Regions from separate parts of the Mus musculus genome. Here regions 1, 2, 3, 4 and 6 are each linked to region 5. Evidence: chromatin loops called from intact Hi-C (ENCODE). Cell type or tissue: left cerebral cortex. All regions are shown on one strand.

Evidence for each region. A loop is a pair of places that touch in the nucleus more often than their neighbours do. Peaks named below come from ENCODE experiments on the same cell type or tissue, not always from the same donor. Only the 100,000 strongest peaks of a DNase experiment are listed, where the experiment ranks them.
Region 1: a loop joins it to region 5, with 4 times the contacts of the local background. A loop is called at or near these places in 6 of 42 quality-filtered maps.
Region 2: a loop joins it to region 5, with 7 times the contacts of the local background. A loop is called at or near these places in 2 of 42 quality-filtered maps.
Region 3: it touches region 5 in a loop (3-fold over the local background); 19 of 42 quality-filtered maps call a loop at or near these places.
Region 4: it touches region 5 in a loop (2.2-fold over the local background); 13 of 42 quality-filtered maps call a loop at or near these places.
Region 6: it touches region 5 in a loop (4-fold over the local background); 8 of 42 quality-filtered maps call a loop at or near these places.

Annotation. Positions count from the first base shown.
Region 1 is chr3:52,508,698-52,512,697 of GRCm38, forward strand. No RefSeq gene overlaps it. Among named protein-coding and RNA genes, the nearest start is that of Gm30173, 6.3 kb to the right of the region's middle. In left cerebral cortex, a CTCF peak has its summit at 1,877; DNase peaks (open chromatin) are centred at 1,997 and 2,952; H3K4me3 peaks cover 764 bases; H3K27ac peaks cover 1,310 bases.
Region 2 is chr3:52,704,007-52,708,006 of GRCm38, forward strand. The region is part of intron 3 of Gm30235 (a long non-coding RNA gene); the gene reads left to right. Among named protein-coding and RNA genes, the nearest start is that of Gm22798, 17 kb to the right of the region's middle. In left cerebral cortex, no CTCF peak of the experiment used is centred here; DNase peaks (open chromatin) are centred at 2,330 and 2,799.
Region 3 is chr3:52,399,300-52,403,299 of GRCm38, forward strand. No RefSeq gene overlaps it. Among named protein-coding and RNA genes, the nearest start is that of Gm38537, 66 kb to the right of the region's middle. In left cerebral cortex, a CTCF peak has its summit at 1,950; DNase peaks (open chromatin) are centred at 1,706, 2,047 and 2,475; H3K4me3 peaks cover 611 bases; H3K27ac peaks cover 976 bases.
Region 4 is chr3:52,340,589-52,344,588 of GRCm38, forward strand. All of the region lies in intron 1 of Foxo1 (forkhead box O1), which reads left to right. Among named protein-coding and RNA genes, the nearest start is that of Foxo1, 74 kb to the left of the region's middle. In left cerebral cortex, no CTCF peak of the experiment used is centred here; DNase peaks (open chromatin) are centred at 1,829 and 2,445; H3K27ac peaks cover 727 bases.
Region 5 is chr3:52,266,558-52,270,557 of GRCm38, forward strand. It overlaps Foxo1 (forkhead box O1), which reads left to right and starts at 1,780. Exons shown (of 3, transcript NM_019739.3): 1 at 1,780-2,865. The coding sequence starts at 2,245. In left cerebral cortex, a CTCF peak has its summit at 1,886; DNase peaks (open chromatin) are centred at 1,459, 1,713, 2,193, 2,679 and 1 more place; H3K4me3 peaks cover 3,522 bases; H3K27ac peaks cover 2,054 bases.
Region 6 is chr3:52,798,858-52,802,857 of GRCm38, forward strand. No RefSeq gene overlaps it. Among named protein-coding and RNA genes, the nearest start is that of Gm30292, 3.1 kb to the left of the region's middle. In left cerebral cortex, a CTCF peak has its summit at 1,999; a DNase peak (open chromatin) is centred at 2,002.

The DNA of each region.
Region 1 (4,000 bases), 240 kb after region 5:
GGATACCTTGTCCCTGGGGATGGAAGGGAGAGGTATGGGGCATAGGTGGGGAGTGATGCCAAGTAGGCAGGAGGGAAGTGTGTGTTGAAGAGGGAAGGAAAGGAAGAGACATGGGAGCCTGCAGCTTTGGCCACCGGCATCCTAGAAACTGGAAATCAGCTGTGATGCTTGTTCTTGTACTGTTGACAGCATAAAAGGGCACATAGTGGGGACAGATAATGCATAGAAAGCTCAAGGGAAACCAATATAACCATTACTAAATTAACCAAACTGAGGTGATCTTTAAGCAGTGAACTGAAGGGTCACCCAACATGAAGCAGAGTCCTGGGGAGCTCACCTAACATCTGTGAGCTCCTGGCTTTGACCCCCCACCCCCCAGCAATGAAGATGAAAAAAAAATCTAGGATCAGTTATGTACTTGAAGTTCTAGACATATCTGGAACTTTTTCTTATTGTCTTACCTTTCACTTATTTCTAATATATAATAAAAACATACACATGAATAGATATGTATAAATAACATCAATATTCATATTTTTCTGACTATAAAATAATGCTTACTTTAGAAAATTTAAAGTATATTTACAAAGTCATAGAAAAAATTGTCTACAAGTTTATAGCAGCTACAACAGTTCTATAATTGGATTTCTGAATTACCCTTAGAGGGTGTGTGTGTGTGTTCACACGCGCGCACATGAGTGCTCAGGAGTCATCCTTAAGACCACTGAACATTTCCTTTAAAGCAGAGTCTCTCATTGACTGAGACCTTATCCTCTAGGCTAGACCAGCCAGCATCAGGATCCTCCTGTCTCTGCATCTTCAGCGCTGGGGTTATAGGTGCTCTGGCTTTTACATGGGTGCTGAGGATTGAATTGAAGTCTCCATGCTTGTTTGACCAGCACCCACTCACTGACGGACCTTCACCGTCCCTGTATCACAGTGTTTGGGATGATTTCCCTGTTGTCAGGAAGTTTGTTTCCGTTTCCGAACCGCTATCAACAGAACCGCTTTGGACCACCTCATAGAAAACGTTTCCTCCACCTGTCTTAGAATAGGTGCAGAATTCCAATTTCGGCTCTTTTGAATCCAGATGAAATCCGGGAGGGGATTTCAATTTGCATCTGGACTTTTAGTTGCTTAACAGTGGCTAAAGGTTGTCCGTTGGAGCCCAGTGCTATGGCTGCTTCCAAAGTTAACTTGGTTTTAATGTCAATTAATAGAAAATGTGTCCAGGCCACCTTTGGAGAGAGGTGCAGAGGTGCAAGTGGACCAGCCAATGGGACTTGTGGCTGTTTAGGATGATATAGGGCTTTTCCGTGTTTGTAAAATGAAGTCTTTTTATTTCCCTAGTCACAGTTTACAAAACATTGGAAAAGACAAGCCAGCAACGGATTGGGTTCCAACACAATGGAATTCTTCAAAGGAAATTAGGTTCCCTCCTTGGGGACTGAGGCTTCATCTTGCACAGCATATTTGGTGCTTGGCTTCCGTTGTAGAGATCACTTCTTAAGTACATGTGACAGCGAGAGCCCCGCCCATCACATCTTTACTCAAATAGGACTGCTCTGTACGTACCAGACGTGTTTGGTCAATAAGCTGTTTAAATATCAGTGCATTTATAAACAGGTGGGCAGATAGTGCTGCCTCTTGCCCTCCTTGGTTAGCATCCAACTTCCGGTAACTGAAGAATTAACACAGTTCCCAGCGGGATCATCATTATGCTCTAAGGGTGACCTTAAATATGTTTAAAAACACCCCCAATTTCAGGTAGAAGGATGGGAGAGACAAGCAAATGGTCTCTTCGCCCAGGTGAGCCTGCCTTTATAGTCTTTCCCAGAAGCCTTCGCTTCTCAGCTCCTGTTTACAGCTTACTGGCTGCTGCTTCCTGCAGTGCAGGCTGGGTAATGTAGTTCTGCAGCTAATTTGCTTTATCCCTCCAAGAATATAATAATAGCGTGAAGCTCAGAATTATGAAGATTAAGCGAAGAAGCAGAGGCGCTGAATAAGAAAAGAGCAGCTTATAAGCAGGTTTAGCAACATTTGTTGTGGCTGCAGAGGAGGAGGCTGTGTTTTATACCTTAGTATGAGTAACAGTCTAAATCAAGACATTTGGGGACATTTTCCCGTTATAGTTTTTCCTTCTCTTTCTTCCCCTCCCTCTCTGCTTTGGGACAGGACGGGGGTGGAAGGAGACTGATGTTCCCTCTCCAATAAGGAAGAATGAGCTGCTATTTCTAGTTGCCAGGAAAAAGCCATGGTAATTCTCTGTCGAACAGCCTGAGAACACACCTTTTAAACTGGGTGTGGTGGCCACACCTGCAACCCCGGCACTCTGGAGGAGCAGGGAAGGCGACCTTAAGGTCCAGACTGTGCTATCTTTAGTAAGGCCTTGAAACTAACAAAGCTGGGGATATAGCTTTCTTTTAGGTAGAGCACCTGCCTAGCATATTTAAGATCCCAAGGTTAATCCGCAACACTGAAGGAAAAAAAAAAAAAAAAAAACGAAGCAAAACACCTCTCCAAACACAACCCACAACAAACAAACAAGCAACCGTTAACTAAAAAGAATCCCCTCTTTAAAACAAAAACAAATACCCCTGCCTTCCCCATCCTCAAGCTGGTAGGAGTATAAATGGGAAGGCCACTTGATAGTATTTAGCAAAACAGAAAATGCACCCACCGTTTGACCCAACAAGTCTACTTCCTGTAGTCTATTCTAAGAAATCGCCCTTTGCCCGTGTGAATGTGTTCACACAAAGATACCGATTGTCCTGCAGGCTTCAAAGGGGGCAGACTGGAAACCGAAGGGGCACTCATCAATAGGGGATTTGTTACTCCACTTTGTGGTATATCCATTTTGAAGCAGGCTTACTGTATAGGGATCTGAAAATCTACAAACTATCTGAAGAATCAGCAAGCTGTACAGCTATTGGAAGGGAACGTAAGTGATGGGGCTTTTTGGAAGAGTGTCTGCCGCTATGCCTGTGTGGAAGGGCCGGGCAGGACTCACACTGTCAGCCGTGGGAGGCAGTGGGAAGAGCTTGAAGGGACTCTTCAGTCTCCCTCTCTATGTTGCTTAACTCTTTCAACCGGAATGCGTTCATGAATTATTTATGCAATTAAAAAACTCCCGTTGACAAACCTGTAGAGTCTGCTGGAGCTGGCTGGCTGGAGAGAGGCATCTTCCAGGAGTGGCAGATGAAAGATTGTTGCATTTTCAGCACGGCTTAAAAATAATGCGTTAAAATGAATGTAAATAACTTTTAATGCTTGCATAAGGAACACTGCCAAGGCTCAGCTACTTCTTTTTTTTTTTTTTTTTTTTCATTTTTTTTATTAGGTATTTAGCTCATTTACATTTCCAATGCTATACCAAAAGTCCCCCTTACCCACCCACCCCCACTCCCCTACCCACCCACTCCCCCCCTTTGGCCCTGGCGTTCCCCTGTACCGGGGCACACAAAGTCTGCGTGTCCAATGGGCCTCTCTTTCCAGTGATGGCCGACTAGGCCATCTTTTGATACATATGCAGCTAGAGTCAAGAGCTCAGGGGTACTGGTTAGTTCATAATGTTGTTCCACCTATAGGGTTGAAGTTCCCTTTAGCTCCTTGGGTACTTTCTCTAGCTCCTCCATTGGGAGCCCTGTGATCCATCCATTAGCTGACTGTGAGCATCCACTTCTGTGTTTGCTAGGCCCCGGCATAGTCTCACAAGAGACAGCTACATCTGGGTCCTTTCAGTAAAATCTTGCTAGTGTATGCAATGGTGTCAGCATTTGGAAGCTGATTATGGGGTGGATCCCTGGATATGGCAGTCTCTACATGGTCCATCCTTTCATCTCAGCTCCATACTTTGTTTCTGTAACTCCTTCCATGGGTGTTTTGTTCCCACTTCTAAGGAGGGGCATAGTGTCCACACGGCTCAGCTACTTCTTGTTGTATGGCAGCTCCATTCTGGGTACCAGACATCTATTAACTTGTTTAATTTTCATGACAAGTT
Region 2 (4,000 bases), 440 kb after region 5:
GCTACATATGGAGAACTTGTCACAAACCAAACGACCAACCAACAAACCAAATACAATGTAAGGAGGGGGGACTTCAGAAGTTTTTGGTGCCTCATAGCTACCAAAAGTGTGGCTTAATAGATTAGCTCACCTTGGGGCAGCCAAGAAGCAGAGAAACAGATAGGGAAGGGAGGGAGGAAAGGGAGGGAGATAGTTCTTCCTGGTGAACTTTTTCCCTTTGATTGCATCTGGGCCCTGTGCATAAGAGACGGGTACCATCAACATTCAGGGGTTAGTCTTTCTGGAAATGCCCTCATAGAGATACCCAGATATGTGATTTATTGGTCTTGTAGGTGCTTCTCAAACTCATCAAGGTCTCAATGAAGATAAGCCATGACACTAGCTAAGCTTTTATTCCAGTGATGCAACTTTGGTACCCGTCTTTTCTGAGTTGTACTTTGCACAAGCTGGGAAGGATATTTTTTTTTTCTGGCTTGCAAAAGGTTTTATATGAAGAGTCTTACAAAGATACTGAAATAAAACTGGATTTTGTTCTTCACAAGTATTCTAATGACTGAGTCTCTAGGAGTAGAATTGGGTAAAGTATAAAGAAGTATAAGAGTGGTTCAGGGTGTGGTCTGGCAGAGCCACAAACCAGCTCTGTAGGGTTGAGAGCAAGAATTCCTCCCTTCTGTGGCTCAATCCATGTGTACAATAACAGGGTCGACCAGATGCCTAACTAAGGTAGTTTAGGGCACTGAGAGTGCTGACCTTGTCTGTAAGACTAATTTACTGTTCCACCATCATGATGCAATAATCCATAGGCAGAGGGTGGTATGGGAAGGCATCCTGGGAAGTTGATTGATGCATGTCAGTGAATTCAGGTTAAACCTGCTGTTTACAATATATGATTGTGTACACATAACAATACTTGACAATACTTCACAAGGCAAAACTGGAAACCATATTTGCATTTCTTCTCTGTCCTGAATGATGCTGATACCCACAAAAGTCCCTGTGTGATCTACATACATGCTTTAGGAAATGTTGCTCAACTCCAGTGTGTCTCATCTCTTCAGGATTCCCACCTCCACAGAGTAAGTCACCTGAGACCCTTAAGCATGGTTGTCCTTTTGAAACACCCAATTCCTTGCCCCCTGGCTTGCTTCAGTCCTGTGAGTAGCTTTGAGTCACGTCTCCTTCTGTTAGATTTCTGCCCAGAGTCAACTTTCATGAGACATTACACTGTGACCACTAAATCTCAGGAAGGACTTGCTCTTTGAACTATAAACAAGTTGTAAGTGATGAGACAAAAGACCGAGTACCCCTTTTGCTAAAGTCTAAGAAGAAAGCATTCCAGGACAAAACTGCAAGGTGAAGGGATAGATTACAGGGTAGGGTAGGACTGAGCAATGGACTGGTAGCTATTAGGATGTGCCCTGGACTAGTAGCACTAAATATAAGTTGGAACAGGGGAAGCTGAGGTTACCCTGTCTGATGAACTATGATTCTTTCCTATGCTAGATCTATACATTCTCCTGGGGTGGAGGCGATGTGGAAGGTGGGGTGGGCCTTCCTGCTATCTGCCCTCTGCTATTTGCAGGAAGAAAGAAAATTGCCAGGGCACCACAGAATAGTGGTGTGGATACTTGCAGACATTGGTAGCAACTTCTCTGCAACTAATCTTGGGACAGGAGAATGTGTAAGTGGTCTTACTGCCCATTGGGCTGATTTCTCTCAGGACACAAGTTGCCATATAGTCTGGATCTCCACAATTCCAATGTCTAGTGTTCTTCCAGAAGAGTTGTGCCTTTCACATCGCTAGCACTCGTTTACATGTGACTGCATAAGCTGCTGTGGTTTGCTTGCTAAGGAGGCTGCTGCAGGTGAATCCTATATTGAAAGTAACCCTAAATAAACTGCATGTTGGAGAAGTCTGTTAGAACCACAGCTCGCTGATAGATTTAGTAGGACCGTAGCTTGGGAAGATGAAGTCAGCCCACAATGCTGACTTCATTGTGTCTTGCTGGTCAGTGAATGACCTTGGAAACAGTCAAAGGCTCTATGTAGTAACTTCCATACAAAGTTCAGCATCACCTTCCATTGAATCACTCACTTCAGGACCTGGCTACTGAGTCAGAAACAAAAATAGATACGTGCAAAGAACACGTGCAGACAAAGGCAATTCTGACTGAGGAAATAATCTCCATTGATTTAGTCACACAATGAAAGTTTTTACTCCTGTGGAAAGTACTGTAACAGCCAAAAGCTTTTTGCTTTATCCTCTAAAAGCTCTCTTTAACTCCGTTTCCCTGGAAATAGCAAGCACATTCTGTCACATTATATTCTCCCTGTCAGTTGAATTTCTGGCATGGAATTTTGGGGTTGAATTGTTTTGTCCAATTTTTTTTTCTTTAAATAGTCCATTTGTTCTTTCTCTTCATAATTTCTTCATTAAATACATCAGCCAAATCCAACTGAAGGTATAAAATACGAATTACATCACATGCAGTCAGAGTAAGAGGTGTGGATTTTTCAGTAAAGTCAGAATACTTTACAAAAAGCAGCTAAAACCAAGGCTTTTTCTCCATCTTATGCAACTATCGTCTGTGCTTTCTTCTAAATGTTTATTTGCTTGTTATAAAAGTTAATGCCATATTTTTTTGGTTTGTTTTGTTGTTTAATCTCCTAACTTGCTACATGGGCTTCCTTTTGTAATGGTTGGAATACAATCTGTCCAATAAATGTACCATGGTGGCGGACTGAGAAACTGCTTTCAACACCCACAGCCTGCCCACACACATCCTCTGCATGGGATTTTGCAGCTGCTCTCATGAGGGTGTGAAGATGATTTTCCAGCACCTAGAAGATGGCTGCCATTGTTTTTGGCCAACAGGATATAACAGACATGAAAGCCTCCATTCCAAGCCTGTGCATCACCAAGTCTTACGTATTTATCTACTCCTTGGAACCCTGATACAGGCAGATTACCATGATGAGAAAAAAAAAATCCAATTGAGCCTTCTAGTAGGGTGAAGCCTCAGTTTTGCAATCTTTGGATGTATACCTCCTGAACCAATCAGAGCCCAGTTATACCAGCTTCCACGGTTGGATAAAAGAGTACAGCCGAGACCAGAAGCTGGACCTCTAGCTATTGTATAAATTGCATTAAAAAAAAAGGGTTTACTTTTTAATTAAAAGAATTTTGGGGGGTGACTTGCTAGTACAGCAATAGCTAACTAATATGGCTATGGATCTTATAACTATTTCTCTTTTCTATTCAGTTTGGGTCTTTTCAAACATTCTCTATTATAGAAGAACATTGTGCTATTGTCATTGTGGTGTAAGCAGTGCGAAAGTTTTTGTTTGGTTTGAAGACAGAAGTAATTAGATTGTATGACCTGTAAACATTTCAAAATACTGCGTGATTAAATGAGATTCTAGGGTCATCTTCACAGAATACTTATTACCACCAACAAAACAATTTATATCTCCATAATTGTTTTGTATGTAAACGCACTTAGGGACAGCAAACAATTCCTTGTGGAAACATTTGTACAAGGGCTATAGACTTGCAAGCCAGGTAAGTGCTAAACAGTATAACCAACCTGTTTGTTCTAGGTGCATTGACTTATTATTGTTATAGCCATTATTAGCAGTATTTTGTTGTTATTGAGGCCACATTAAGAATGGGTGGCTCATGGTTTTCAGAAGGTCCGGTCTGTCGTTGCTTAGATCTATGCCATTGAGCACAACAGCTCAGTGTTGGAGCCTCATCACAGAGAGCTAGTCTTGCTACGGTTCTGTAGACAGACAGCAGTACACGGACTCAGGGTCAAAGGTGCCTGCCACGAGTGACCTTCCTTCAGCTATGTCCTTCCTCCTTATAGCTCCAAAGCGCCCCCAAAATGACACTTCCATCTGGAGAACAATTAGTCAGATCTCGGGCCCTTCCCATGCAAGCTTCAACAACTCCTTTCATTGAGAAGTGAATGTAAGCTTAGCAAATGTGTACGTTTGA
Region 3 (4,000 bases), 130 kb after region 5:
GTAACGTCAACCGTTGTCAGTCTGGAGGTGCTGATGCAAAACAGAGTGAAGCCCTTGTGTTGTTAACATGACATACTCCAGTGTCTGAGGACTCACCTAATGACTGCTGCAACCACCAATCTAGGCAGAGTCCCGTAGGCAGCAACCTGGGTCACTAGCAATTGGTCTTAGCTTTGACAGCATCAGCTGGTTACTTAATTCATTAGCCGCTCTCCAGAACTGAGTTTGTAGCTCAAACTTGTTTCTTCCCCCAAATTCACCAAATTCAACAACACCCTCCTTACTCCCCATGCCAGTTCTGTTTGTTTTTTGTTGTCACAGGTGCATAGTTTTACTTCCGGTGCCCAGCCTGTCTGATCTATAACCTGGGTCACCTTTTCCCTACCCTCATACCACTGGCTCAGACTCCGTGCTTCAGCTTCTTCTCTCACTCAGTCAGGTCTTCTAGAGGATTCCAAACACTGCCTGTCTCTGCAGTGTGGCCTGAGTTAACGTACAGACAGAATTAGGAATGCTCTTCTCTCCCTCAGAATTGTCCTCGTCCTCATTTTCAACATCTTGAAACTGGCTGGGATGCTCGCCCCCCCCCTCCCCCAAGCCTCTCACCCTATAATCTAGCCATGGGTTTGTTCTTATTACTGTCGGTTTGGGCTTCTGTTTTCCCCTCTACCTGCCTTCCCTAGCTATGGAAATCCGACCCTTCATTCAGTAACAAACACAAGAGCCACCTCTTCCAGGAAGCCCTCTGGGAAGCCTCCTAAGAGAAGTCAGTTGCTTGGTCTTCTGTCCCCTCAGCCCTTCCTCGGCATCTTCAGGCATCAGTCAGGCGTGTGTTGGTCTGGCCACTCTGCTGGCTGCCAGATCAGAGGACAGGAGTGCTGCTCTCATCTCCAGTGTCAACAGATTGGCTCTTAACTTGCCCCAGGCCTGGGCTTATCTGATAGCCTTGTGGCCTCAGTTCGGAGATGTCCTGCAGTCCTTAGTCGCCCCCCCCCCCCCACCTTCCAACGCACCACCCCCCCTACCCCTTCAGAGGGTGTCGAGGTTTCCCTAGAAACTGCCACTTCAAAGCCACAAAGGAAAAACAAAAATCTAGCTAAATCAGGCAAGGCGGCTTCCTTCCGAGGATGCCTTCCTGTGCTCCTGCACCTGTGCGTGGCCTCCGGTCAGATTTTGACACGAACCAGCAGTTGCACTCAGAATCACCCAGGGGAGGTAAGGGTGCCCAGAGCAGGTCGACAGAGAGCTGACTTCTGCCCCCAGCCCCTCTTGGGAGTCCTGACTGGAATGGTTCCCTTCTTAACTGCCTTGAGGGTGTATGGTAGTTCTGCCACCTGGAGGGTGTGTCTTTCCCTATAGGCCAGAAACACTTTAAATCCTCACTCTGCCCTCTAGAGTGACCTGGTGCTTAATTTTCAATTTTTTTTTTTTTTTTTTTTTAGCGTTGATGGGGCTAGAATAATCCAGGGCTGACAGTTCTGCCCCCGACCTACCTCTGCAGGCTACAGGCTTTCTTTTCTACTTTTAAATTTTCCAGGTGCCCCGGGTTGCTCTTCCCAGTGGGAGTCCTGCCTTAAATCCTAGGCCATTTGCATTTTCTCAAGGACCCTTTGTGGCAGGTAGGTCCTCGCCTCTTGCAAATGACCTTGAATAACACTGCCCTCTGCACTCTTTCTGGCAGCCACAGGAAGAACGTCCTGCCCGCTGTGAGTCTGGGGCCTTGGAGAGCAGGGCAGGGAAAACAAACAGCCTGTCCTTATTCGTCCATTACTGCAGACCAGTGGATTGGGCATTTAGGATTTAGATTTGCAATTTGTGAATTGATTAAACGAGGAGACTTTACCGAGTGGCTCCCAAGGGCGCAAGTCTTTCATGCCTCTTTCACAGATGAAGAATCTGAGTTATGACAAAGTTTGGCGCACTCAACTCCCAACCAGACTCCCCCTATGGGCTCTTTATTCGCGCTGAATCACGGGCCTGACTGTCGCCCAGAGCAGAGAGGGCGTCGCCTGTGGCTGGCGGATTTTTACTGCTTCCTTTTCATACTTCTGTCACCTCTGTCTGATCTCAGTCCTTGCCTGGCCACTCCTGCGTGCCCCACAAACTTGGAAAACCGCTGCCCTTTTCTCAGCCATTAGCTAGCAGGAGAGAGGCGTGCTTCCCGATTGAGGGCGGCAGCCGTGATGGGGTGGGGATGGGGCCGCTGAGAGGTAGCCTCCGTTCATCAGGCCTGAGCCCACCGGCTCCCTCACCAGGCCTGCATCTCTTGGGTCTGGTGAAAAGAGAAGGGGGTGGGGGTGGGCGTGGAGCCCTCCTGGGAGGCCGATCCAGGGGCTTTCTCTGCCTTAGCGCTGTTGTCTGGGCTTGCCAAGTCCCACGAGTTGGCAAACTCTCGGAGAAGTGCTTTCAAAGCCGGCCTTCGCCCTCCTTGGCAGATGCCTCAAAGCTGTCTTGCTTTGCTCTGCCTGTGCCTGGGAGTCTGTACAGGGCATTTGTTCACACGCCTCAGTGGGGACATCCCTGGAAGAGGCTCACAGGCACAGTGGGAGCTCAGCTGGATGACCCTTGAGGCAGGACCACTTGGGTGGGCGTCAGGAACTGGGGCCAGGTGGCTTGGGAGGGGCAGAACGCCAGAATGGGCGAGGGAGGTGCTAGAAGTGTTCGCTCTCCTCGGGAATAGCGTTTAAGGACTGGGAAGCATTGCCAAATAGTTAACTTTTAGAAGCTGTAGGCAGGGCACTGAAACTTTTTCTATTTCTGTTTTACTTTAGTTATCCTGTTTGATGCAAAATCATAAATATCCCAGGACATAGAAATGAGTCCTCGGGACCAGACAGAATCGAAGATGGCCTTGGAATTTACTGGCCTCAAAACGTTTTTCTAAAGTTTCATTTCTGGACGTTCACAAAACTTTAAAAGTGAGGCTCTTTGAAAAAGCCAAGCACAGGTGTGGCACCTTTAATCCCAGCACTCAGGAGACAGAGGCAGGGGTCTCTGTGAGTTCCGAGGCTGTTCTAGGTTACAGTGAGTTCCAGGGCAAACAGAGCTATATAGTGAGAATCCTGTCTTAAACAACAGATAGATAGATAGATAGATAGATAGGCTGGCTGTTCCATGTTACAGTGAGTTCCAGGGCAAACAGAGCTACATAGTGAGAATCCTGTCTTGAACAACAGATAGATAGATAGATAGATAGATAGATAGATAGATAGATAGATAGATAGGCAGATTAATAGGTAGATAGATGGTCGGAAGATTATCTGATGCTTATGTGAACAGAGCCCATCCCAGACATCACAGGTAATAGCCCAACTAGGGTTGCCAATCAAAATGCCAAATACCATTTCTGCTTCTAGAAACACAGAGCATTTGGGCTGGTATGGCAGTACAATGACAGTGTCAGCCCCATGGGATTGCAGTAACAGCCAGCCCCATGGTAACACAGTGACAGAGAGCCAGGCCATTCCTTGTCTCTGGCAAACTTTTTAAATCGAGTCCCAGTGAACTTTTGTTGAGATAAATTAACAACAACAACAAAAATTAAAATCTTACCAATGATTTTTTTTTTCTTCTGTGCATTCTATTGTAATGGGAAGACCACTCAGACTCTAGTGAATCGAAAGTCTGGCGGGTACTAAACTCAGTTACGCAGGGTCCACATGTAGCTCCAAGTATTTAGGGTAAGGGGTTTTTTAAGGCAAAAACTACATCCTGCTCTCTCTCTTAGCTACAGGGGAGGTTTTGCACAAGCAAGCAGTTTAACAGAAGCTAAGATAAATTAGCTGGGGCACCTTGACCTTGGGTTCCTAGAATAAAGTTGGGTAATTTTCCATGGGATTCTCCATCCAGGAGATCCAATCTAGTTAAACCTAAAATGTCCTCATCATGAATACAAGACGGAGGACCCTCTGCACCTCTGGCCTGCCACGTTACCTCAGGAAAGACTGACCTGGCAAAAAGGCTCCCATCAGTGCGCGTGCTCATTAAGCAGAAAGCCAAT
Region 4 (4,000 bases), 74 kb after region 5:
GCTGCCTGGTGGTTATTACTGTATGGAAAGAAAGACCAAGGGTGCACCTAGAATTGAAAAGTAGAAAGAAATAGGAAATGTAAAAAGACCCAGGCCAGGCCAGCAGGTAGTGGCCTTCGCACGGCTGAGAAGCTCAAGCGCTAAAGTATGGTTCAGGTCAGACGCCAGGGTTCTGAGAGCCAGGGACCTGGCAATCAGGATGAAGAGAGATGCCTCGGAAGCACCAGATCCAGCAGGTGACAGGAACTGAAACCAGTAAGCAGGGGCAGGGCAGGGTTTCCAGCAGGCTTAGGGGGTGGTGAGAGGCAGGCACGGAGTCTATGTTTGACTAACTTATGACTCGGTCCTCACCTCCGATTTTTGTTGGAGATTCAGCATTCCTAGAAGTCTACTATGATGGATGAGTAGTTTCCAATGTTTTGTTTTGCTTTTAAATCTCATGCCCTTTTTTGATAGGGCTTCAAGTTGTTCATGCAGTTCAGATATATTATGTATGTTCTATAGCACATTGTTAGACATAGTTTTTTGTGTGAGATTTAAAACTTCAAGGTAAATGCATATTTATAGATTCTGCACTTCAGTGATTGCCTGATAATTGCTTTTGACTGGGAGGATAAAAACATCTTGGTTGGAAGAACAAAGAACAAAATAACCCTGTCCTGTGTCTCTATGTGCCTGACATTTCCCACCCTAGGACAGTACAGTAGATCTCATTCAAAACCGACCCAGTGGAGAGACCCAGCTATGGTCATTAAAGCAGATCTGTTTTGGCCAGCCAGGACTAGAAAACTGACTGTAGTGTGTAAATTTAGGCAATGTGTGTGTTGAGAAACCATCAGACCCTTCCTTGACACGAGTTGCTATTTCCCATAAATAACATGAATGCTTTATACTAGTTGGAACACTGGAATCTGGTTATCTTATATGTATATCTTATATACATGTACAAAACATTATTATTCTAAAGATGCTGGTGTCCTAGTAGTGTTATTAACTAACTTCATTCCTATTGATGGAGACGGGCATTTTTACACATGCTGCCTTGTTGAGTATGTTGAACTGTCCTTGACATAGAAGCTGAGGAAGTTGACGGCTCCTAGAAAGCTCTGTGGGGGTCATCTGTTGGTTTGTCAAATGACTCTTACTATTCCCTTCCTTTCACAGAACCTCTGGAGGGTAGCCTGGGTCCTCCTTCCTTCCTATTTCCTTTTCTGCTGTCTGTACCATGAGCTGTCCTAATGTGGAACATGAATGGTAGATGCCTAAGAGATGCCTAAAACCTCACATCTTCCCTGTAATGTTTTTGGGGTGTCAGTCAACAAAGTTTTATTGAGCTCATGTGTGTAGAACACCTGTTAGAGGCTTTGAGGTTAGAAACTTAAGTTTAATCTTGTGTTTAAGGAACTTGGAGTCTGGTCTATAGGGGCATAGAGCAGAGTGCTCAGGAGCAGAACAGGTTGAGCATCGGGGTACACCAGGTTTGTGTCTACCTTTCTGGCAGAACTGGCTTGTGTCAGGCTCCCTTAGCATGTGCTTGCAGTGTTCAGCCATCCAGAAGCATCAGGAATGTGTCTGCGGCTCCCCTGAGCCCAGAAAGCCAGCAGGGAGGGCAGTGTGGTTGGTACAGAGAGATGGTTGCCTTGGCCCTTCTCTAGTGGTATCGTACAGACACAGGCTTTGAATAAGTGTGTAGCACTGGTTGTCTGTTTCCTCACAGAATGCTTGCTGGGAGAGAATGCTGAGAGTATAAAATCCCAGAGCTCCATCAGTTGCAGGCAGCTCCCAGCAGAGTATTGTGGACATAGCACCTCAAGCCTGCTCCTCTTTAGTGTCCCACTGGCTGCATGAAAAACAGGAATTTATGTAACAAGCTCTGCACAGCAAACGTTTTCCTGTTGTGGGGGTGGGTGGGTAATTGTTGGCAAAGTTAGTATACAGCTCTGTTACACAGAGTGACCTGAAATGTCCTCAGAAAAATATGTAGTGCGATATTTTGATAAGTTAAGGATTGCTATGTCCAAAAAAAAAAAAAACCAAAAACAAAAACCCAACCAACAATAAGCAGAAGTCGTCCAAGCATTTAGTGGATACTAACCCTGAAGTTAGTGAACTATTTTTAAACTTTTTAGGAGTCTTCGTTATTATGTCTTCTTTGGTCCTGCTGAAAACGCCCCCCACCCCAGCCCTGGCGTCTGGCAGAACTGCCTCAGGCTTATAGAGCTGTACCCCCCCCTGTTAGTCAGGCAGTCAGGAAGCTGATCTCTGGAAGGATCGCCTCCTATACTCTCTGTATTATTAACTAAATGTGACAGGACCGGAGCAAGCTCCCTCTCTTGTAGAGGCCTATCAGAGCTTATCTGTGTGGCTATTGTGTTTAAAGAACAAATTGTCATGGAAGATACGGTGCCCAGACTCCCAGCATGTAGGTGGCTTTGGAGAATGCAGTTACAGGGCTGGCTGCTTTCCAGGCCTTGCCCAGGCAGGCTGCTGCTTTTTAAGGAGGAATTGGGGATTTTGATCACTGGTTTTGGTGGACACAGTAGCCAGAGCTGTAGCTCTGGTGGGGGTAGGATGACAGGGAGGTGGGGACAAGGAATGTTTTTGAGAATACATGGAATTGAGATACAACGTGAAAGAAATGTATTCCTTAGCCTTTTGGGAGATGTTTGGAGTTCACGACCTCATAACACACCTAGAGCTGAGATAGATCGTAAGTGAAAGAACAGAATGAAGCCTCAGGAGAGACTACCACTGCCACATACCCACATACCTGCCTGGCATCCAACCAGAAAGCTCCTGTTGGGCCATGTCTGATCCGCCCTCACTCTGCACCCTGGCAGCAGGACTTAACACATAGCTGTTGTGTTGCAATCCTTGGGTGGAATGTAGTGCAGAATGCATTTTGAAATAAGGGTTTCTAAGCTCTCTTAGGTCTGTGTCTGACTTTTGTCTCTTTTTACTAAGTGAGATTACCATTACACTCACTTTGTTTTCCATCTCTTGTTGAGAAAAGGCACTAATGTGCTCAGGGTCACAGAGAAGTCTGGCCCTGTATATTGTTCTGATCTGGTAGAACGGTTGGCACTTTAAGCACCTTCAGTCGCCGTCAACAACATGAGGATGTGGGCACTGTGGCTGCCTCCTTGGGTGACCACAAATCTAGTTAGAGCCTTTTGTGGTCCAACAGGGGTCACAGAGTATTTGGGCAACTAAGCCTTGTACTAGGTTGGCAGAGAAGGCCAAAAATTTGAGAAGCCAGGTGCATAGCTCTGCATAGCTCTGCTCTGAGGATTGTGAGACATCCAGAATTCTGTCCCTGGACTGGGCATTAGGCCCCTTCAGAGCTGCCAGGTGAATATGTAGCAACTGTGCTGGGGCAGGAAGCCTAAGTGTTCTTCACATTCCCAGATTTGTACCACAGGATCCCCCAAACGTCAGAAGTCATGCTGGGGGTTCCTTGCCTTCCTCTTGTATTCTCCTGTGGGTTTGCAGTTTGCACACATTTGCGGTGGCTTTGTTGTAGTATCCTATCAGCACATCCACTGAGTAGGAGCAGAAGGGCCTCACCTCACTTAGGGGAGCTTGCTTCAGCCCGGCCCCCCTCTAGTTACCACTCTGGACGGCATACTCTCTACAGTGTCCTAAAGTTAGTGCTTTGCTTAGAGCAGAGATGTTCTCACATTTGAATATTGCATTTTGTGGCAAGTTAACTTTCTCAAGAAAATAGCTTTTCTTTATATTCATTTTTATTTGCCTGATACAAAGACTCTGGTGTAAACAAGTTTAAGTCCTAACTTTCGGGGGAATCTATCTATCTTGGGAGTGAGTTAGATAGTTCAAACTAGCCCCAGACTCACTCAAAACCCCGCTGCCTTTTCAGCTGAGATCCTAAGTTGATACTGTGTATTGCTTTGGGTTTTTGTTCCTGAGTAGGAATAGATCCTGCTTCATCTCCCTTTATGTTACCCTATGGGCCCAATGACAGAGAATGTCACTTTGT
Region 5 (4,000 bases):
CTGTATCACTAGCCTATACTATGACACTTATAGAAACAGTTGGGGACAGTGGCCTTAGAGAATTTGAAGATCTGGGGAAAGCTTTAGGAAAACTCCTTTAACCAAATGCTCTCATCGCAACAGTCCCTGAGAAACCGAAACAGAAATGAGGCGAAGGCCAAATTCACAGCTGGATTTCATCGCCAAGAATGGTCCTCTAGTGCTCCGCCTATTTGTAGGGTGCGGCTGTCTGACTGTGGGCCCACCTCGGCAGAGTGTGATTACAAAGGAGCACCAGAGGGTTGTTCTTTGTGGTCCTGCTTAGGCTCATCCATTTACTCGAGTCTCCCAGCGGTTGTCAAAGCCAAATTTTGTAGTCAAGGTGAAGAGACAGTTAACCAAACTGTCCTCGGCACCTCTGGTTCAGGATCGCCACTCAAAACTTTTATCAGTAGGCAGCCGTTTCAGAAAAAGGGATTATGAATAGGGGAATAGGGGCCTGGATTAGCGAGACGTTAGAGACAAAGTGGAAGGAGTAAGAAGGCTGGTTTTCTTTTGGAGTCTCATTTTACATAGAAAAACTCCACGTAAGAAAGAAGAGCGAAGTACAACCGCAACAAGACATTTGGAGCTGCGTTTTTGGACATATTTAAAGCCCTAATATGCATCTTCAATTCTAAAGCATCCTAGCCAATAAAAGAAAATGCCACCCATATTTCTTTTTTTTTAAAAAAGAAAGCAAATCAGAGGATCAAGCGAGGGAACATTTTCTTCTATTCTGTAAGGCAAAAAGAACCACTGTCTTTCTACCTTTGGCTCCGCCGGACGTGTGTTAGATACGCGGGTCTGGGAGCTCACTCTGTGAGTTTAAAGAACTGAGGGGCGGAGCTGTGCCCCAACACTTGGGGCTTATCTCCTTTTGCGACTTCAACACCTCATCGCTTCCATGCTAAATAAAAAAGAAATAAGCAAGCAGTTAAACTTAATTAGGGGTAATAAAGTGACAAAGTTGTCTCTAAGCGCTCCTCTGACTCTTTAGCCACCACACCGGTCCTCAGGAAAAAGTGAGATTCCCGTGGCAGAAAAGCGGTTCCCATAGAAGACGTCGGATCTGAGGCGCTACTGGAGCTAGGTGCTTGTGCAACAGTGTTCTCCCCGCGCCGCACCTCTCTGGGGTTCAGGATGAGTGGAGGCTGGGGGCTGGACCGAGCCGCAGAGGCTCGTCTTGCAGGTGTGCACAGGTAGGGTGGGAAGCGGTTACTCCGGAGCCGCAGAGCGACGGGTCTTCACCGAAGGATCTGCGCGCCTGGGGCGGCCAGGGCAGATGCCAGCTTAAGAAAACATTCCTCCAAAACAAACCCCACCGACTTCCCGAGAGCTGCGCGAAGACGCGTGGGCGGAGCGGGCTTGAGTGGAATCCACGAGGCGCCCCACCGCCCACGTCGCGTCCGGGAGCGCGCAGCGGCCCCGCGCCATCCCGGGAGTCAGGGTCTGGGCTCTGCCTGGAGTACTCGATTGCACTCTGTAGTAAACAAAAGTATGGTAGCCGCCTCCACGCCGGTTTGCCTCCTAGCAATCCGATCGCTGAGACGCCAGAGACTCAGAAACACTTGAGAATTACAGAAAATAATAACGGAGATTGGAAAAAAAAAAAAAAGTGTGTGAGAAAGAAAAATACCCCACCGCCCCCCACCAACCTACTGCCGCCTCCCGAGGGAAGGCAGCGCCCGCCCAGGCCCGCGTTCATTGGCTGCTTCGGCGGAGACTTCGCGCGTCCATTGGCCGCGCAGCCTGTCAGTCAGGGGCGGGGCGGCGCGCGCGCCGCCGCGGGCGGGGAGCCCGCTGCAGATCCCGTAAGACGGGAGTCTGCGGAGTCGCTTCAGTCCCCGCCGCCGCCACATTCAACAGGCAGCAGCGCCGCTGTCGCGCGGCCGCGGAGAGCTAGAGCGGCCCGCAGCGTCCGCCCGTCTGCCTTGGCGTCCGCGGCCCTTGTCAGCGGGAGCGCGGTGCCCGAGCTGCCGGGCTCCGCGGCCTGGTCGGTGCCCCGTCCTAGGCACGAACTCGGAGGCTCCTTAGACACCGGTGACCCAGCGAAGTTAAGTTCTGGGCGCGTCCGTCCGCTGCGCCCCGCCGCGCCTGACTCCGGCGTGCGTCCGCCGTCCGCGGCCCCCCAATCTCGGAGCGACACTCGGGTCGCCCGCTCCGCGCCCCCGGTGGCCGCGTCTCCCGGTACTTCTCTGCTGGTGGGGGAGGGGCGGGGGCACCATGGCCGAAGCGCCCCAGGTGGTGGAGACCGACCCGGACTTCGAGCCGCTGCCCCGGCAGCGCTCCTGTACCTGGCCGCTGCCCAGGCCGGAGTTTAACCAGTCCAACTCGACCACCTCCAGTCCGGCGCCGTCGGGCGGCGCGGCCGCCAACCCCGACGCCGCGGCGAGCCTGGCCTCGGCGTCCGCTGTCAGCACCGACTTTATGAGCAACCTGAGCCTGCTGGAGGAGAGTGAGGACTTCGCGCGGGCGCCAGGCTGCGTGGCCGTGGCGGCGGCGGCTGCGGCCAGCAGGGGCCTGTGCGGGGACTTCCAGGGCCCCGAGGCGGGCTGCGTGCACCCAGCGCCGCCACAGCCCCCACCGACCGGGCCGCTGTCGCAGCCCCCACCCGTGCCTCCCTCCGCTGCCGCCGCCGCGGGGCCACTCGCGGGACAGCCGCGCAAGACCAGCTCGTCGCGCCGCAACGCGTGGGGCAACCTGTCGTACGCCGACCTCATCACCAAGGCCATCGAGAGCTCAGCCGAGAAGAGGCTCACCCTGTCGCAGATCTACGAGTGGATGGTGAAGAGCGTGCCCTACTTCAAGGATAAGGGCGACAGCAACAGCTCGGCGGGCTGGAAGGTGAACGGCCTCTGGGCGGCCCTGGGGGGTGGGGTGGGGATGTGTTGGGGCCGGCGGAGGGTCGGCAGTGTGGGTGTTCGGGGCCCGGAAATGATGGGCGCACGGAGAGAGCGGGGCGAGAAATGGCAGGTGTGGCGGGGGCTTCCCGGAGACCCAGAGCCAAATTTGGACCAGGTGCAGGCGAGGGACTTCTAGAGAGACCCGGGCAGGGCTCGTTTGGGAACTTAAGTGAAATGGCAGAGCAGGCGTGAAAGTTAGCTTAGTTGTTGGAGCGAGGGGTTCGCTTCCAAGGTCCCTCTCCATTTGACACTCCAGACCTCCTGCGAGGGGGTCGGGCGACTCCTCCACCCACACGCGCACCCACTCTCCCGACCCTCGGCCGCCAAGGTTTCCCCGGGACCCGACCGCGGAGGTGCGGGGCGCACTGGAGACATCCCCCACCCCCACGCGCGCGCACGCAGGCGCGGGGCTCCCGCAGCTTTTGGGATAGCCAAACGCGCAGCTGGCTGAGCCGTGTGCGGGCCAGCGGTTGCAGAAAGTTGCGGAGGCCGGGGCAAATTTGGTTTTAACCAAAGTGGCCTGGGCACTGAGCAGGTGGTCGAGCGTTCCCACTCACTGGGTACGGTTTCGGACGCGCGCAAGTGGGTGGCCAAGGCTTTTAGGCTCTGGGCAATCTAAAGTTCAAGTGTGACCCTTGGCCGGGGCGGGAGCAGGCGAGGAGGGAGGGACCGGGTGTACAGGAAGCTAGAACCTTTAAAGGGCCAGTGCCTCCAGGCTGGGAGGCCACACTTTTTGCACTCAGAGAAAGGCTTCCACAGTTGGGCTGGCTTGGGGAGGTATGCATTTAATTGAAAGCCGAGAGGCTGCTGTGTGTGACCAGATTATGCGTGAGTGTTGGGGAGTGATTTACCGTAAAGCATGCAGCTACCCACGACCGGGCAAGTCTGGGAGCCCTGAAGTGAGTATTTGGTGGAAGTCTTAAGTGCTCACTTGGGGAATTACGGAAGACCTTTTTGCCTCGAAGGAGGATTGGAGACTTATAAATTAGGTGTTTAAGGCCTTTGTTTACCTTTCCGGTGGGAGGGAGAGGACAGGTGACTCAGTGTGGACTGTGGCATCCCTACCAGTGGAGGTT
Region 6 (4,000 bases), 530 kb after region 5:
TTGAGGGTCACCTTTGATGGCAATGAACCCCTGTATCAAAGATGTTTCTTTATAATGTCAAAGTTTCCTGTCAAATTCTTCTCGGGTGAGATTAGACTTCTTCTGAGCTCTTAGGTTCCAGTAGCATGCTGTCAAAGAGTTCCCACTGGAAGGTGCACTTGGCGCCACCTCTTCCTGTGCGCCCTCGCTTTCTGCAATGCATTGTGGGTATCATTGTGGCTTACTGCATATACTTTGCAGAATTAGCCCTAAGTGTTTTGTGATGGTTGGTTAATTAAAACTGTATCATCTAATCCTCGTGTCCTTTCACAAAGCCACTTGTAAATGTTGCAGATTGTCCATGCTGAAAACCACCGAGTCAAGAGGATCCTTGACTCTGGGCGGAAGTGATCCTCTCCTTTTATGTAACTTCTGACACGCAGACTCTTCGGAGATAATACGGTGCAAGTCTGTTACAGGAGACCTGTACTTACCACCAGGAAGACTTTCAAATGTAACATGCTCTCATTTTGAAAACATTTATTGCTGATTGCTATCAGTGTTCATTTTCAGATGCCTGCCTTCAGGGAGTAGACCTGTCCAAATAAGACCGGCCCATCTTGCCCACTGAGGCGATAGTAGTCAAAGGTCAGATTTTACTTTCATCGAGTTTTGTTCTTGTTTCTGCCACCTGTCGACATCTATCTTTCGCTAGTGGCTTATCATCTTTTTAAAGAGATGAAATAAGATACTTCTTTAGTGCATTGTGTATGAAGTGAAATAATGATGTGACGTCAGAGAAACAACGAACAAACTGCATGTATGAGGATGAGATTAAAGTGCGTTGTTATTCTGGCTGAAAGAACTCTCCCGTGAAAGAGCGCACACTCTAAGATCCTAACTCTAAAAAGCCCTGGGAAAGGCAAACTAATCCCTGGTGGCAGAACCAGGGTAGAGGCTGCTCTTCCAGGTGTGAGGAGATAGGACTGACTGGGAGGGACTCCATGGGAATTTCTTAAGCAGAAGAAGAACGTTCTATTTCTTGACAAGGATGCGGATTATGTGGGAGGTAAGCATTGCCAGAACTTATTGATAGTATGGAGTTAAGATCTACAGATTTTTATTGTATAGAATATAAGTTATGTATACTACATTGAGGTATCCATTATACCACAATAAAATTTTAGAAGTTTCATAAATCGTTTGTAATGACGGATTTGTATTGGTCTCATAACACCCTATAAAGTCATTTAGTTGCAATAAAGTTAGGACGTGGATGGTAGAATGTAAATATTAACACAGTAGAGCATTTATAGTAATAGGTGTTAGTCCGTTATATACTGACTACGTGCTATGTGACTGCACTATTACTAACCCATAAGGAAAAAACACTTAGACAGACAAAAATCTGAGTAATTTCTCCAGATACAAGTATGCAACAGATGAAAGAGCTGAATTTGAAATTTGGATCTCTCTGACCATGGAGCCCAGCCTTCAATCACTAGGGCAAATTTCTTCTTAAAGAACAATGTGAGTATTTCCATCTTTCCAAGGCTATGTGATGTCTTGACAATGTTTATCCCACATGCACTCTATCCTAGGAAGCACACTGTGACCTGTCATTAGCTGTATAGGATTATTACTCCTGTCTCCCTTACATATGAGGACTTTGAGGCTCAGAGAGGATGAGCATCTATCTGTAGGTCACACAGTAAGTGTAAATATAAAGTTTCAATCAAGAGCAGGGAAATCCAAGGTTTGTTATTTCTACAGCTGGTGATTTATCAGACTCCATGGTAGAGAGGATTTTAAAATCACACATTCCTAGACTCTGTATTTAGTTCTTTTTTTAAAAAAATCATATCCCAGAGTAATTTGTACAAATAAGACCACTGGTAATGCTAAAAACGAAATTACTATCTTTCCGACCCCTCTTAGCTTCACCACCCACACTTCAAGTTCCATGTTCTTGTCTTCTTTTTAAAAACTGAACTGAGAGGAGACCTCTTGTGGTGATCAGCAGACAGACAGGAAGTCACCACCTGTAGATCTTGGTTTCCTTCTTGCATCTGCTGCTGTTGGGCTGCAAAGTTGGATACAAAGTAAAGGACACCTGGGGCTCTTTAACATTTGTAACTTTAGAGCTGACCTACTTTTCTTGCCACTCTGTAAACTGAGATCAGTTCCACAGTGTTCAATTCTGTGATTCTCTTAAGCACCTGGGAAGATCCGGCACTGTCACGTGATTAATAGCACATCATTGGAAAGCTGAAGGTAACTTTATAAAATAGCTTATTATACAGTGATATTTTCCAGGGAACCAAGAGATTTTACTCAATTATATGCAAAGTGATTTGCCAAGGAAATTCCGGTCTTTGTTTTGTCAAGAAAAATGAATTGAAAGCAACTTTGTACCCAGCTATGCAAAATCTACAGCACCGCCTATATACAGATGTGTTCAAAGAATGCCCTGTGCCTTCCAGGAGATGCCACAAGACTGACTATATACATGGCTGGCAGTGTTCATACTTAACACCCATTATGTCCTGAGGGAGCCGTGAGGTTGGAAGCCACTGCTCATGGTACAGCGTCATCTCACTTCGCAGAGTGAGCATTGTGCCATTACAAAGGTCATTCTTTGAAAATGCCTTAGAAACAAAGATGAGGTCTTTAAACATGGCTGTCTTCAGCATGGAGGACCAAAGGTGGTCTGTGAGGGTGACATTAAGAGGAAACAAGAAAAATCACTCGATTTGTCAAACCGGGCGAACAAACACAGATGTGGTGGTGTACAGACTGGAGAGTTCAGGTAGTGGTGGAGAGATGGAGGAGTGGGGAGTTCCAGAAATGAGCTCAGCAGCTGCTGCTACCTACTACCCTCTACAGGATGAGTTGTTCTCTTCTCTGAAATTTTATATAAACAGAGCATGTAGCATGCAGTGTCTACATAAGCTCGTATGATTCTTTTGAGGCTCATGTTCATTGTTTGCAATATTTTCGGGTTTTAAAATAGCATTGGCTCTGGTATCCAATTGTACAACTTCTTTCCTACCAAGTGTTTGAAGTGTCTCCAGATCACCAGGAAACAGATTCCATTTGTCCCCTGATGTGTAACGGTTTCTTCTGAGACTGAAACATACTTTCTGCAGGAAGCTCCTTAAGCAGGAAGGTAAACAACCCAAAATAGCTTCAGGAAGTCCCTGAAACTGACAAGGCTCACTATTGCCCCTTCCTTCAAGAAGAAGCAATAAAAGCTGAGACGCACCCTCAGACAAGAATAGCTGCAAAGAAGACTCTACCAAGCTATTTGGAAGAAGCAGAAATCAGCAAAGTCGCCTAGAAGAGGGTTATATCCATCGAGGCACCAGGAACCTACATGTGAGTGTGTCCCACTTAAGTAGCTTTTATTGATCACTTCCTGTTAGGAGGAGATGCAAAAGGATCAGCACAGGGCAATGAGGGATGTGTGAGAAAACTTCCTTCTTGAATACTACATGCATGCCTACTCACCCCAGATAGGAAATCCATGACAAATCAAACGATGGATACCACCAACTTCTAGTCTGGTGAACCATGAGTTTTATTTGGTTTATTTATAGGAATATAGGTGAGGGGTTCCTTACAGGGGAAGTGACTCAAAGACAGCTGCATCACCACAGCCCACTCCAGCCTGTGTGACAGCTCACAAGCTGGGAACCCAGAGCACACGGCACAGCCTGCAGGCAGCTCACACCACATTGTCCCAGCTTCCTGACAAGCCGAGTCGAAGGTCTCACAATCCTGGCCCCTCATCTTCTTCCTGGAGGCCCTCATGGAGCCATGTGCTTTGATTTGTACTTAAACGGAGGGTAGCCCAGACACCAGCTCAGGGACAGCCATTCACTGGAACACACAGATATTTCAGAGGCCTGGAAGCAGTGAGTGAGTCGTGTCTGCTCCCCCTCCCAAAAAAAACCCAGGGAGTAAAAGCAGGATGTTCCCCACATACCTGACCCTTCTCTCAGCCCCTGTCATGTGCAAA